2 separate regions of the Homo sapiens genome follow, and region 2 is linked to region 1. The links are chromatin contacts, found by Hi-C or POLR2A ChIA-PET in ENCODE. All regions are on one chromosome and are shown on one strand. Each heading gives the region's core, a stretch centred on a gene start or an enhancer-like site at or near the end of the contact. The rest is flanking DNA. Distances are from core to core; before and after follow the strand shown. Region 1 has its middle 56 kb from the start of SERPINB7. Region 2 has its middle 17 kb from the start of SERPINB13.

The links. A loop is a pair of places that touch in the nucleus more often than their neighbours do. ChIA-PET counts read pairs that join two places held with the same protein, here RNA polymerase II (POLR2A). Pooled maps may share reads with other maps.
Region 2: a pooled map shows a loop between it and region 1 (7-fold over the local background). The contact joins two enhancer-like sites. A Hi-C loop is called at or near these places in 2 of 168 maps with a recorded cell type or tissue (A673 and chondrocyte), 8 of 37 single-sample maps with no recorded cell type and 5 of 50 pooled maps. POLR2A ChIA-PET finds 5 or more read pairs at or near these places in 1 of 52 experiments (BJ).

What each region holds. Positions count from the first base shown.
Region 1 is chr18:63,827,625-63,835,417 of GRCh38, forward strand. No RefSeq gene overlaps it. Among named protein-coding and RNA genes, the nearest start is that of SERPINB7, 56 kb to the left of the region's middle. Within about 2 kb of position 3,632, at least 3 of the 41 ENCODE cell types and tissues checked have a DNase peak (open chromatin) inside an H3K27ac peak, as active enhancers do.
Region 2 is chr18:63,600,298-63,608,090 of GRCh38, forward strand. No RefSeq gene overlaps it. Among named protein-coding and RNA genes, the nearest start is that of SERPINB13, 17 kb to the left of the region's middle. Within about 2 kb of position 4,619, at least 3 of the 41 ENCODE cell types and tissues checked have a DNase peak (open chromatin) inside an H3K27ac peak, as active enhancers do.

The DNA.
Region 1 (7,793 bases), core at 2,382-4,881:
TCACGTATTCAAGCTTTCCTCTCTGAAATCAGTAAGTCCAGCTGCAATCAAGCCCACATGGCAAGTGGAATTTTTGCAGAAGCAGCTCATCCACTTCTCTTGGTAAGTTAGAATAAAACATGTTTCCATAAATAAAGTCGAAACCTTTTCTTTCTGTCTTTATTTAATCTACTCTAGAATTGTCTGTGCTATCAAAACTGTGGCAAAATAAAAAAGATATTACAGATAGATAAATGCACGCAAAACTATGGGAAAATAAAAAAGATATTACAGATAGATAAATACATGCTAATATAGAATATAAAATATATTTTATACATGCATTTTGTTTCATATAAAATACAAAAGAGTTTAGGATTCTAACTTTCAGTTGCTAGCTTGTAACAACTTCAATCATACTTTAGGCAGACCCAGCTGAAGCATGAATTTTTCAGAGTTTATGATATGGTTTTGATCTGTGTCTCCACCAAATGTCACGTAGAATTGTAATCCCCAGCGTTGGAGGTGCAGCCTGGGGGGAGGTGATTGGATCATGGAGGCAGTTTCTCATGAATGGTTTAGCACTATCTCCTTGGTGCTATTCTCACGATAGTGAGTTCTCATGAAATCTGATCATTTAAAAGTGAGTAGAACCTCCCCCATCTCTCTCTCTTGCTTCTGCTCCTGCCATGTGAGACGCCTCACTCCCTCTTTGTCTTCTGCCATGACTGGAAGATTCCTGAGGCCTCCCTAGAAGCAGAAGCCACTGTGCTTCCTGTACAGCCTTCAGAACTGTAAGCCAATTAATCTCTTTTCTTTATAAATTACCCAGTCTCAGGTATTTCTTTAGCTATTATGAATAATGCTGCTGTGAATATTCCTGTAAAAGGCTTTTTGAGTACATATTCTTTCACTCCTGTTAAATAAATATCTACTAGTGGAATTGCTGGGTCATAGGGTACATGCAAATGTACATGTAAGAAAATATGCTAGATTTTCTCAGAAGATTTTGTCTTTTATTTTACATTTGAGTTTTTGCTCCATGTCATTATTATTAGTCAAGGATTTTACTGAAGGTAGAAAAACAAAGACACATTAACAGTATAACATTTATTAACAGTATGACAAGAAAATTTCATCCACAATTTTGCATGTTTCTATAAAATAGATAAATAGGCTATACACTCACTTTCTTTTCTTCTGCATCTTCCACATTCCTTGTCCATTATATAATTGGGAATGCTTTACATATTTGCTCAAAAGTCTTGTTTTTGGTTCATATGAAGATATCTGGTGTTAATTATATATGCCAGTTAAAAATAGATCTAAAGTCAAAACAAAACCAGTGAAAATAATTCATATTCAATTGTTGATTAAGTATGGTCTTGCTTTGTTTCACTTCCCACGGGTGAAATCTAGGATCTCTTATCACCCCACAGCCTCATATCTCCCAATCAGCTGGTGTTGGTTAATGCCATCTCCTTCAGAGAGAACCAGAAAAATGCACTTCAGAAAGACCAAACAAAAGCAATGGCTTTCACGTTGGATGAGGTGGTCTCATGTAGTCTCATGGCTTAATTTGTTTATCTCTTAAAAGTAATCCTCAAAATTTTTGTCCTTAAGAACTGCTAAATTATTTCTGGCCTTAGGGAAGCAAATTAATTTCCAAGTGGCTATCCTAGCTACATTTGCAATAAAAAGCAGATTTTGATTTATAAAATATTTATTTTTTTGTTGAACCTTTCTTTAAAATTTTCCACTGTTTTTTACCCTGTATAAAAATAGAAATTCTATTTTAGCAATGCAGTTGTACAATTGAAAAATGCTATGAAATATAGACTTTGAAAGTATTTAAAATAAGTCTTGGTTAAGACCACTTAAACTATTATCAAGCCACTTACCTCTTGCTAACTGGAAATAAGGTCAGGCAATAGAAAATAACAGCAAGAGACAACTGAGGAACTAACAGGCAAATCACTTCTTTTAAAATTATACTTTAAGTTCTGGGATACATGTGCAGAATGTGCAGGTTTGCTACCTAGGTATACATGTGCCATGGTGGTTTGCTGCACCAGGCAGGTCACTTCTAAAATGAGTTTGATCTCCCTACAAAGCCAAGCTGAACTGGTGAACAAAATGCACAGTCAAGGTGGAAGGTTCTAGGCTTACTGCCCTTCTACTTAGCACCCTCAGCCTTCCCAACTTTTCTAAGTGTCAAAAATGTCCCAAATATCAGGCCACAACCAAAATAAGACATGTTATTTAACAAGAAAGAATTGATCTGTATATAATAACTAAGCCACTGTGCTATCAAATGCATTTATTCCAGCCCACCAAGGAATGCTTGAAATTACAAGTAAATTTAAAATTTGTTCTTGTCAACTGTAAGAATAGACTTTCTATTTCTGAATAAATACTTTTCATATAAAATAAGTAGTAAATTAAGGAGAAACATAAACCTCTAGCCAAACACATTAGTCATATCTGGAAGTATGTAGTAATGCCCTTACAAAGAATATTACCATCACATTCACATTTTGAGGTTATAAAATGAACAATAAATTATATAGATGTTATGGCTGTGATTTTTGAAAATACAGATTCTAGGGCCACCTTCCTGGGGACTCTGATTTGCATGATGAACTTGAGTATACATATTTTCAAAGAGCCCCTTAGGTCCTTCCAAGGATCAGCCCGGTTGGGGAATCACAGTATGTAGAAAATGGGCTATTTTAGCAGGATTCATAAAGAGATGCTCAAAGGGGTAAGCATACCCCACAGCAAATAGATTTGCTAGAGAAAGCAGCTAACAAAACAGAATATTTTATTTCACAGAAAAATCTCATCCATTTGGCTTATATACACAATGCAGGTGTATATACCTGTTAACTAGCATTTCAAAGATAAAAACATAAAGTATCATTATGGTCATAACAAAATTTCCTTAAAGTAGTCCAATTATGAGAGCTCACCTAGTGCTTTGTCACATTCTTAGCTATTTTGTAACTCCAGAAATTATCAGAATCAGCTCAATGCTGCTGACTAGTTAAGATTAGTCAGATTTTACTCGAGCTGGAGAGACTTCTAAATTATGCTCTTGAAAGGACCTATTTGTCCTTTAAAAATGGTTATCCTGGTAAGATCTTATGGTGTGGGTATTTCCCAGCCCTTTGAAGTGAATTAACTGCATCTGGAAGTCAAAAAAGTACACCTGAATGAAATTAATATATTGGGGAACTTGAATACTTTGGACTTTAGTAGCAGCTTTGTTTAGGTTCCTCCCCTCTTTATGTCATCAAAATAACGTTCAATCGTAGGTATTTCTAAAGACGGATGGATGGTTTTCTTTTGCCACCAACTGTAGGCAATTTTGGAGGATGAAAATAAACATAAATTTTCTATGTCCTAAATAGCAAAAGAAAGAGATTGGCTTTATTATTTCACTGTTTTTACTTTTGTAGTCTCAGAGCAGACCTGTGGAGATGATACATGCTCCATTTAGCTTTAAAAGGAGGCTCCATTAAGGACCCTCCTTTACAAGTGCTTGAGATGCCCAACGTGGAGGATCACCTGAGTGTGGTCATTGTCCTACCCAGCAAAGACATCCACTTGGAACAGATAAACCACTGAGCCTCCGCAGCTGTAGTTACAAGAGAAAGGCTCTGTGCTTGAGAATGACACATGCAGAAAGCTTGAGGTTAAAGTAACCGCATACACTCCTACTTCCTGTGGTGTCCTGTCCATTTACAAAAATAAGCAGAACCCCCAAATAAAGTAAATGCCCACATATTAGAATTTGTTGCTTGTACTTTTTAAAGTTTAGGTGTTCAAAACATAGTCATGTGCTTTTCTCTTTTGGTCCTCACAGGTTTTTGTTGTTGTTCTACATGCATTTTTGACATGTTACGTATTGGCATCTCCTTCGGACCTGTTGCCAACCAACTGAATCTATTTCCATCAACACTCAAGGCTGCAACATGCAGATGCAATGCTCATCTTTGCTCCTTTCTTGCTTCTCTGACACTTTCCTGAGTCTCATGTAGCCCCAGCTGTGCCACATTGTGTGTTCTTGCATTGGGAAGTGGTGATCTAGACCAACCTCACCATTCCTCAGCAGCTTTCTTTAAATCCCTGCCTTCCTTTCATTTATTCCGCTTTTTGTGCTTCTCCTGGGTTCTGCATTGCTCACACCTGTTTCTCTCCTGCTGGGAACATCTCATTCTCCCCTCCACCCTGTCTCCATCTTTGGTGGCAAGATCCTCGCTGATCCTGCGAGGCAGGCTGGGCCGGCACTGCTAGCTCATTTGGCAGAGAAAGAAACCTGCAGACCTGGCAACTCTATGATTTGCTCAAGTTTTCATAGCAAGTTAGTGTCTGTGACATCTTAGAGGCCTGTTTCTGGCTTCTCAGCCCACTCTAGACTTGGTGTTAAAACATCTGCCCAGAGTCACTAAGACCATGGCTGAAAAATCAAAATCTCAGCTCTTATATGTAAATAAACACATTTATATATGAGCAAATAAACAAATGTAGAAATAATATCATCGCTAGATGCTATGAAAATAAAAGATGGACATGGGATAGTGACAGGGTTGGAAAGCATCTATTTTACACAGGACGATCAGGGAAAACCTCTTTTACAAAGTGATATTTGAGTTATTATTGGTAATTAATGATTATTAATGTTAGATTATTACTATTGAAGGCTTCTTTCCCATGGTTATTATAGGAACACTAAATTTGTTGGTGGCAGAATTGGAATCTGAGCACAATTTTGCCACAAACTCATACTACCTACATAATTATATTCTCAACACTCTGGGTGTACTTAAATATCCTTGGGTTGAGTCATGAAAATGGAACACTTTAGAGCAATGTTAAGATCTCTGAAAAGTAGGTAAATCCTCAAGTGTGAGTACAGTTTGATACAATGATCCTAAAGGGGGAAGATTAGGGCAGGGAGATGAGTATAGATCTTTATGACCAACTAATTTTTTCCTGTTAGAATGCCTAACATTGATTCACCACTCTAAATGAAAACAGTCATCCCTGGTTTCTGAAATGAGTATGAGTTGCAGGTGGTTACTCACTGGTATATGGTTAATGTAAATTCCATGCAAATAGTTTTTTTTTTTTTTGCTTGATGCTGCATTGGTTAATGTCTAAATGCCTATCTCCCAATAAATTCCATCCCCAAAAGAGTCTAAATGAGTCACTGCAAACATGAACCTCCTTCCACTAAGGACAAACGGAATGAAGAAAAGCCAGAAAAGACAGTATGTGAAGAGTGGACGAGAAATAGGGCAATCTCTTTCCCAAGTGGCTGGCACCACAGGCATGCCACCATACCTGGATATTTTTGTATTTTTTCGTAGAGACGGGGATTTGCCATGTTACCCAGACAGGTCTCAAACCCCTGGGCTCAAGTGATCCTCTGGCCTCAGCCTCCCAAAGTGCTTGGATTACAGGCATGAGCGACCACTCTCGGTCTAAACTGTGCTTCTCAGCAGTGTTTTTCTTTCCACTGTCTCATGTAGGTATCCCTCCCATTTTTCCTTGGTTCAGTTTCCAAGGGTTAAAATTATAGCATACTAATAATTGCATTTATTTAAAAATTAAGATCAACACAATTTCTTAGGCAGTTTACAACTTACTCAGAACCTCATTTATAGGTTGTCAAAATTTAGAATGGCTTTTCCAATAAAACAATACTATTGTGTGATTAGATTACCAAGTTGGTTCACAAAAGCTTGTTTACCTAAGCTAGCCCTCACCGGGTGTATGGTGTCTACCAGGCACTCTGCAAAGGTCACACAAATGACCCGATTTAATTCTCACCCAAATCCTGAGAGGCACTAACTTTTTTTCATTTCAAAGCTAGGAAACGGAGACTTAGGTTTATAATGTAACACACAAGTAGAAAGGGTCAGACTGAATTTTCAAACTCAGAAGTTTGGATAAAAGACCTCCACTCTTAACCACAATCCTGCCCTGTTCTATTCACCAATTCCCCCATCTTCATTTTGAGGCCCAGAGCCAGGGCTCCTATAGCAGAAGATGAAACAGAAAAAAAAGGCAGGGGAGTGGTTGCCCTTGTTTTCCTTGTATAAGACTGGACACGATTTACAAATACATTTGTGAAACATTGTCAAGTTTACAAAGAAGTTCCATACTTGAAATCACTTAGGGGGCAAAATGTGTTTTTATTTTATGCTCATTCTTTTTTTGCTTTTGCTCCTCTCCTCTTCTCAATTCCTACCTTCTTATCATCCAGCTCTGTTTACCCTTTGCCTCCAGGTACTCGTGGTTCCTCTCAGGGGATCCCACTGAAAACATGATGGGAAAAGCGCTGGATTTAGTGTCTGCAGATCCAAGTTGAAATCCTGAATCGGTGCATTTAGTAATTGACAAACTTGAGGAAGGCAGTGACCTCCCAGAGGTGATTTTCCTCCTCCGCAAAACAGACATTCAACATTGCCTCCTTCACAAGGTTGTTAGGAGAATCAAAAGTTTCTTTCTCATAAAAGAAAATGCTGGCTAAGTTGTTAACTTTATAATTATACGCTGCCAAAATGTGCACCTGTCTAGGAGCACTGTGCAAGGAGTCCAGAGAATCTTCTTCGGGTCATCCCTTCTTTTCCTGTGTCTCTCCTCTTTTTCCTCTTTGCTTTCTATCTCTATGGGAAGAATTTTATTCCTGTGTCATATTGTTTTCAGGCTTAATTATCTAATGACAATTACTTACTTACCCTTGGGATATCATCTTGCTTCATTCTGCATTTCTGATTTTATCTGATGGGATTGATTCAGAGAAATAGTTTTGAGTATTTGCCCCAGATTTTAAAAATTCGAATTATATCTCTCCTTTTAAGTGAGTTGTGGGGGCAGGAGGTGGTCACAGTTCAATGCACAACTAGTTCAATCTCTTTGCTCCTATCAGAACTTTAAAGAAGTTTTTTTTTTTTTTTTTTTACCATTTGGCTTTAAATTTACTGCTACAATAAATTTAATGTTAACCACTTCCTTTAATCCATTTCATTGGTCACTTTGGTCAGGTGAATCATTCTGATGATGCCTGTGCAATGCAATGAGATTGTTTGTCAATTTCCTCTACCTCATATTTAGATTTTAATGGCTTTCGATGGGATATAGCAATTATATTTTGACATAACTAAACAATAATCTGTATTGTGTGACTACTTAGGAAGTATTGGTAATGTTGTACTATTAAACGTTTACTAGTTGCCTAGAGTATTTCTCATTGAGTAACTTTGCATGCCCCATGCTATACAAGTGACTTGATAGACTCTAATAAAACAGTCCCAGAATTTGTTGTAAATTCCCCCTAGTGCTTAAGCTGATATCTGAGTCACCATAGTTTCCAAATTAAGTACTTCCAGAAGCAGCCAAAGAGATACAAGACGACAATTAATGCTGATCAAGCCAAGAAATCAAAAATATAAAAATAAAAAAAATAGGAGTGGGGAGCAAGGGGAAAGTATATAATACGTTGAAATATTGCAACTTTTTGATTTTTTCATTTTAATGCTGATAAAATTTTTTCTTTCTTTCTTTTTTTTTTAAAAAAATTTACACTTATGTCCCTGGTCAAGTCTGTAGGAAAATAAGGAAAAAAGAAAAATGTTATTGGGGGAAATGAGACTCATATAATTATAGAAACTACTTCCTGCAAAAATAAAATTCTGGGAGCCTAATGGTTAGTTCAAATGGAACACACAGAGACTGAGCACAAAGCCCTTCTTTCTCTAATATAAACAAAATAAACAAGGAAAAAGAATAAGCAGATTCCCAAG
Region 2 (7,793 bases), core at 3,369-5,868, 230 kb before region 1:
GGCCTCCCAAAGTGCTGGGATAGCAGGCTTGAGCCACTGCACCCAGCCCATTAATATCTTCTAAGGTTCAGGCTTTGGTATCAAATCTGAGCATATTTCCCTAATGATTAGTCATGTTGAGCATTTTTTACTATCTCTGTTGGCCATTTTGTATGTCTTCTTTTGAGAAATGTCTATACACGTTCCTTGCCCATTTTTAAAATTAGGTTTTTTGTTTTCTTGTTATTGTTTGTTATTTTTATATTTTGGATATTAACCTTTTTTTTTTCTTCAACTTTTATTTTAAGTTCAGGGATACATGTGCAGGATGTGCAGGTTTGTTACATAGGTAAAGCATGTGCCATGGTGGTTTACCGTACAGACCATTCTATAACCTAGACACTGAGCCCAGCATCCATTAGCTATTCTTTCTCCCTGTTAGAAGTGAGAACATGTGGTATTTGGTTTTCTGTTCCTGCATTAGTTTGCTGAGGATAACAGCTTCCAGATACATCCACATCCCTGCAAAGGACATGATCTTGTTCCTTTTAATGGCTGCATAGTATTCTATGGTGTATATGTACCACATTTTCTTTATCCAGTTTATCATTGATGGATATTTAGGTGGATTTCATGTCTTTGCTATTGTGAATAGTGCAGCAATGAACATACATGTTCATGTATCTTTATAATGGAATGATTTATATTCCTTTGGGTATATACCCAGTAACGGGATTGCTGCGTCAAATGGTATTTCTGTCTCTAGATCTTTGAGGAATCGCCACACTGTCTTCCACAATGGTTAAACTAATTTACACTCCCTCCAACAGTGTAAAAGTGTTCCTTTTTCTCCACAACTTTACCAGCATCTGTTGGTTTTTGACTTTTAAATAAGAGCCATTCTGACTGGCATGAGGTGGTATCTCATTGTGGTTTTGATTTGCGTTTCTCTAATGATCAGTGATGTTGAGCTTTCTTTCATGTTTGTTAGCCACCTGTATGTCTTCTTTTGAGAAGTGTCTGTTCATGTCCTTTGCCCACTTTTTAATGGTTTTTTTTTTTCTTGTAAAGTTGTTTAAGTTCCGTGTAGGCTGTGGATATTAGACCTTTGTCAGATCGATAGATTGCAAAAATTTTCTCCCATTCTGTAGGCTGTCTGTCTGTAGGCTCTGATGATAGTTTCTTCTAACCTTTAATCAGATATATGACTTGCAAATATTTTCTCCCAATCCAGAGGTGGTCTCTTCACACTCACAGGACCATTTCTCAAAAAGATGATTCTTTCTGCATTGCATTGTCTTTGTATCTTTATTAAAAATCAGTTGACAATAAATACAAGAATTTTTCTTATTAAGCTTATGCCTAGGTATTTTTTTTTTGCTATCATGAATTACATTTCATTTTCCAACTTTTTTGTTTGTATATATAAAGGTTATTAATTGTTGTAATTGTAGTTTTATAAGCTATTGTCTTATAAAATTATTTTATTGCTTGTGTAGTGTTTTCATCAATTATTTTGTGTTTTCCAGATATTTAATTATATCACACTATATCAAATAGAGCATACATAATTTTCAAATTGATTTTTACCTCTTCCTTTCTAATTCTAAGGCTCTATTTTCTTCCTCTTCTTTGAATGCATGGCTAATACCTCTAATAATATGGTAAATAGTAGTAAAGATAGTGGTCATTCTTGTCTATATTCTGAATTAATGGTACTGCCTCTCATATTTCCCCGTTAAATTAAAAAAGTGTGTTGGCTGTCAGGCTGAGTATATAAATGTTTTCTTAAGTTCTGGAAGTATCCATGAACTCATGATACATGTGTTTTTTAACATTAATGGGAATTGATTTTTTTAAAATGCCTATTGTGCATCTAAATAAATGATCATATATTCTGTTCTGCTCATTAATATGTATATTTGTTTGTTGAGCCCATTTAAAATTCTATTTAACTTCTGACAATTTTGAGTATTCAGTTTACATTGGCATTAATTTGGAAAATCATCTTCCAGATAATTTCATCTAAAATTTTACCTATATTTTGTAAACTTCCTATTTGTTGGTTTTTCCCCAGGCTTTTCTGACATTTTTTATTCTAAAGACTTATAATTAATATTATAGAACTTTCCAACAATGCACTGATTTTAAAGCAAAGATTGTATGCACACACTTGGCCATTGTTCATTTTTGTAATTTTTTTTTTGGTAATCAGTTTGTTTGATTTTTTTATATCTCCATCTCTTCTTTGAAAGGGTTTTTAAGATGGCAAAATTTTTAAATTTACCTTTTTTAAGAGAACATGTGAACATTATTTTCTAGTTTATATCATTCAATTTTTTATCCTAAAATGACTGTGAGTTATCACTCTTGATTTTCAGAAAATGAAATTCTTCAGTTTGTTTCCACTGAGGATAGTACAAATTCTAAGCTGTGGCTCTAAGAAAATCCCCAAGAAGTTCCCAAACTATTTTGAATAATAAAACTAACTTGAAGCCATCAGTTCTCGTTTTTCATGTTCCAACTGAGTACTCTTGTTAAAATCTCAGAGGGCAGTAGAGGGATACTGTAAGGTAGGAGGAGAGACTTTCTTTCTTTCTTTCTTTCTTTTTCTTTTCTTTTTCTTTCTTTTTTTTTTTTTTTTGAGACAGGGTCTTGTTCTGTTGCCCAGGCTGGAGTGCAGTGGCATGAACTTGGCTCACTGTGGCCTCAACCTCCCAGGCTTAAGTGATCCTCCTGCCTCAGCCTCTTAAGAAGCTGGGACTACAAGTGTGTGCCACCATGCCTGGCTAATTTTTGTACTTTTTGTAGAGATGAGGTCTCACTGTGTCACCCAGGCTGGTCTCAAACTTCTGGGCTCAAGTGATCTGCCCACCTCGGCCTTCCAAAGTGCTAGGATTACAGGCATGAGCCACTATGCCCAGCTATATTCTGTCTGTTTTCTTCCTGCTCCTAACTCTATCTCTAACCTCATTCCAGCAAGGGTTTTTCTCTCCTGGAAGTGTAGTTTTGGTTTTAGTCCTCCTAACCTCCTAACCTTATTATGACCTTTTAGATACATCAGCATTAACTATGTGATGCCCTTTCCTCCAAAATCTGAGTTCCAGATCTGAGTTCCAAAATAGAGATTCTCTACCAAATTTCTAGGCTCTGATATTCCCAACATTACAGTTTGTTCCCTCACTGTTGGAGTGGTCCTTCTTGTCTACAGTTACTTTGTTTTGTTGCTTCAGGGTTCCCTAACACCTGTTTATGAATTCCTCATGTTAAATTCATTCTGTTGCAATACCTGGTGTGAGTCCTTTTTTCCTGCCTCATCCCTAATTAATGCACATATGTTATTTTCAGTATTTTAGCATAATGAAAATTGCTGTTCTCAGTTCCTTTTGACATTTCACAACATCAGCTCCTCGAATATTATTTTTGGAATATTTTTATATGCTGTTTATTTAAAACATTTTCTTCTGCCTGGTAACAATTAAAAATTATTTTTAGCTATAAATATTCCAGGCAAACAGAAACAAATAGAAAACAATATGATCAGCAGATTCAACGGATAGTTACATTTTGCATATTTGTTTCAATTTCTGTTTTCAAAGACAGGAAATGTTACATATACAGCTAAACCCAATTCTGTACTTTTTCTATTCCTCAATATTGAAGGTTAATCACTGTTCTGAAGATGGTGTTTGTAACACCAGTTATGCTTCATACTTCTGAGGTAGGAGTCTGGACATGACTCAGCAGGCAAGACTCAACTCTGGCAGTGGGGTTCAGACATCAGACAAATTGAGGACTAGCTAAAACAGGGAAGAGTTGGAAGCACCTCTCCAGAAGACATGCCCACCAGTGTGCCATATCAGTTTACCCTTGCCATGGCTACACCCAGAAGTTATGGATGAAGCTGCTATGGATGAAGCTGGAGGACATTATGCTAAGTGAAAAGTAATACACAAAAAGAAAAGTACTGAATGATCTCACTTAAATGTGTAATATAAAAAAGTCAAATACATAGAGAAAGAGAATAAAATGGTAACTATCAGGGATTGGGGAGATGCAGGGAGAGGGAGAAAAAATAGAGAGATATAGGTCAAAGGATCCAAAGTTGAAGATATGTAGGATGAACGAGTCTAGAGCTCTAACGTACAAGACAAGGATGATGGTTAATAATAATGTATTATATATAAGATTTTTGTGAAAATAGTAGATTTAAGGTGCTCTTGCCACACATACAAAAAGGATAACTATGTGAGATGACGGATATATGTTAATTTACTTCACTAGAGCAACCATTTCACTGTGTACATGTATATCAAAACATCAGGTTGTATATAGAGATATAAAATAAAAAAGTAAAAAAAGATTGTGTGTTTAAAATGATATTCAAAAGAGGACATTTAAACAAAAAGGAGTTAAAATAATAAAATGCTTCAATACAAAATGTTTTAAGGGAATTTAAAAGGTGGGGAAGTATTAATTTTCATGGGCATTTTGTTGAATGACACCTCTGATGCTCAAGAACTGGAGAATGAGGCTCAAAGCTGGAACAAAGAGTCTTTAAGTGCCCTACATTCATAAAACCCCTGAGTATTGCAACAAGACACCTCGGGCTTAGGATGAAAAGGCCAAACCAGCTCTTCTGCTTCTGACCAGTTAGATGGCCACCCCCTTCTCAGTCTATTAAAAAGGGCAGGAATGAAGCAGTGGAGGTGATTCATCTGAGTTGTGAGTAATAAGCCTTTAGCAAGTGCAGTGAATGAAAATGCAGTAACGATGGGCCAACAGGTAAACAGATACAGCAGGAGTATTACTAACCACAGGTACAGTTCAGGGCCTTCATCAGTGCTTCCCCCACCAGCTACAGATATGAAGCCCCTTCATTCCACACTCCCTTGACCAAATATTCAAGGTCTCTTTCTTTGGGTTTACAAGTGTCCACAATGGAGCTGGGCATGTCCATAAGTGGTAAAAGGAGGATATCAGGAAACAGTCAGGTGATATAGTTGAGCAGTATCCTATCTGGCAAACAGCAGAGGAACAGCTGTTTAAACCCTCTCTTGGTGCCACTTGGCTCTAATCTGGCAAGGTTGTTAATCAGTTCTAAAGGACCTCGACTGGTCACATGGCTCAGTCCTGGCCAATCACTGTCTGTGTTCAGCCACAGTAGTCTGTCTGAGGGATAAGAATGTGGCCTTGGACTTCATATAAACATGATGGGACTGAAGCCCTCTTTCCTTGGGGTTACTAGATGGCATAAAGTTATCTACGTATTTCCTGAAGTCATATACTGTTCTTCTCATGGTGCAGGAAGCTTTCCCTTATACAGTAGAAGAAGATGAGACCAATACTGAGAAACAGTGCCAAGGGATGAATCTCATTTTCGCCACCCACTGACACACACATACATGCGCCCACACACACACACACACACACACACACAGAAAACCTGATCCACTCTGTTTCACAGTTCTACCAGCCAGCAAATGTCTGTAGTTGGTTAAGCTAGTTAAAGCTGGGCTTCAATTCTGGGTACCTGAAGAAGACTGGGGAATACACAGCATCTTTAGATGAAAACTTATTAATAGCAGCCAGGTTGGAATCTGTTTCTAAGGGATGGCTGGAGTCCTAGTTATTTTGGGGAATTGACTGAAAAGATTTCCACTTGTTTTACATACGGGGAGCGGCGGGGGGGTGGGGGGGGGGTGGGTGCCAATGGCACAGCTAGCATATTTTTAGAGAATTTAAATTTTGCCTTATAGTTTGCCTAGATAGAAAACCATCTATTACAGGGAGAATAAGAAAAGTAAATCTGAGAGTTAAACCTTAAAATTTTTTTCAACTTTGGTAATAGTTTTCTTTCCTTTTTTTTTTTGGAGATGGATTCTCACTCTGTCGCTAGGCTGGAGTGCAGTGGCACAACCTCGGCTCACTGCAACCTCAGCCTCCCGGGTTCAAGTGATTCTCCTGCCTCAGCCTCCTGAGTAGCTGTGACTACAGGTGCACACCACCACGCCCAGCTAATTTTTTGTATTTTTAGTAGATATGGGGTTTCACCATGTTGGCCAGGATGGTCTCGATCTCTTCACCTCGTGATCCACCCGCCTTGGACTCCCAAAGTGCTGGGATTACAGGCTTGAGCCATCGTGCCCGGCCTTCTTTGGTAATAGTTTTCAAATGAATCTCTTGCTTCTTGTTTACATCTGAGAGATGGTTTATGAATTGTATAATTCACATCTGCTTCAAGGTAGGTTGGTAATATTTCAGTGGGCACATTATTATAATTGATCAAATTCTTTGGATAAGAATGCATTTATTAATAAACAGAAACATCAGAGTAAGCTCTGAGCATTCTTTTTTGTAAGACAATTTAGGGCAATGTTGTGTTGGCTTCTATGGTGATAATCACATTTACAGAAGTATTTGGGTCAAATATAAACTACTGCCCATGTTACATTCTTTGGAAGTGATCAGCTTCTGAGGAAAGACAGAGTGGCTGGTGTTGTGGAACATGTGGAATATGCATGAGAGGTCCGATGGGGAAATGCTTACAAATGAGGACTCTGGAATCGGATTACCTGAATTTGATTTCTAGCTCCACCACCACTTAATAATGTGACTTTGAGCAAGCCATATAACCGTCTCTATCATAATTTCTTCATCTGTAAAATGGGGAGATCACCCAATAAAGTAATGCCTTGTAGGGTTGTTTTTGAGATTAAATAAGATTGTCTATACGAAGTGCTTAAGAAAATGGCTGGCACTTAAAAAATTCTCAGTAAATGTTAGCTGCTGCTTCTTTTTCCTTCTCCTTTTCATCGTCATCCTCCTCCTTCCTCTATAATTGTTTATAGTAATTGAATGCAGTAATTCTATCAGTCTGTGTCCCAGCAGGAAAGAGATGATGTATTTAACTAGGTTTTTAAAAGAGAATGTTCTTTACATAAATTTTTATTTGGAGTCATTTTAGATTTGCAGAAAAGTTGCAAAGATAGTAGAGTGAGTTTTCATATGCCAGTCACTCAGTTTCAGTTTCTGCTAATTATTGTCGTGCATTTATCAAGAATAAACCAACATTGGCACATCACTGTGGCAAGCAGAATGCTAAGATGGCCCTTAAGAGTCAAGGCCCTTGATCTATGCACACCTTCTACTAGTTATTCGATCAAATGATCCCGTGGTTGTTGCTGTGAAGGTATTTTGGAGAAGTAATTAAGGTCCCAATCAGTTGACCTTAAGATGGAGAAATTATTAGAGTGGACCTGACCCAATCCTATGAGCCCTTTAAATCTTGGTCAAGAGGTGAGAGTCAGGGAAGTCAGGGAGATGCAAAGCCTGAGAGGGTTTTGACAAGAGTGACATTCTCCTGCTAACTTTGAAGATAAGGGTTCCAATAGCAAGACTCAGAGCAGCCTCTAGCTGCTAAGAGAGGCCGTGCTGACAGCCAACCAGGAAATGGGGAGCTCATTCCTGCAATAGCAAAAAAAATGAATATGGGGAGCAACTCAGATGAGCTTGGCAGTGTATTCTTCTTCAGAGCCTCCAGAAAGGAGCACAGCCTGGTTGATACCCTAATTTCAGCTTCGTAAGACACTGAACAGAGAACTCCATCATGCTGCGCCCAGACATCTGATGAGCCAATAAATGCACACAGCTATGCAGGTGTGAGCTAATAAATTTGTTGTAATTCATTATGCAGTAATAAAAAACTAGTAAAATTACTATTAGCTAAGCTCCAGACTTTATTTAAATTTTATCATTTTAAAAAATCAATATTATTTTTCTGTTGTAAGATACAGTACAGGGTATAACTATGC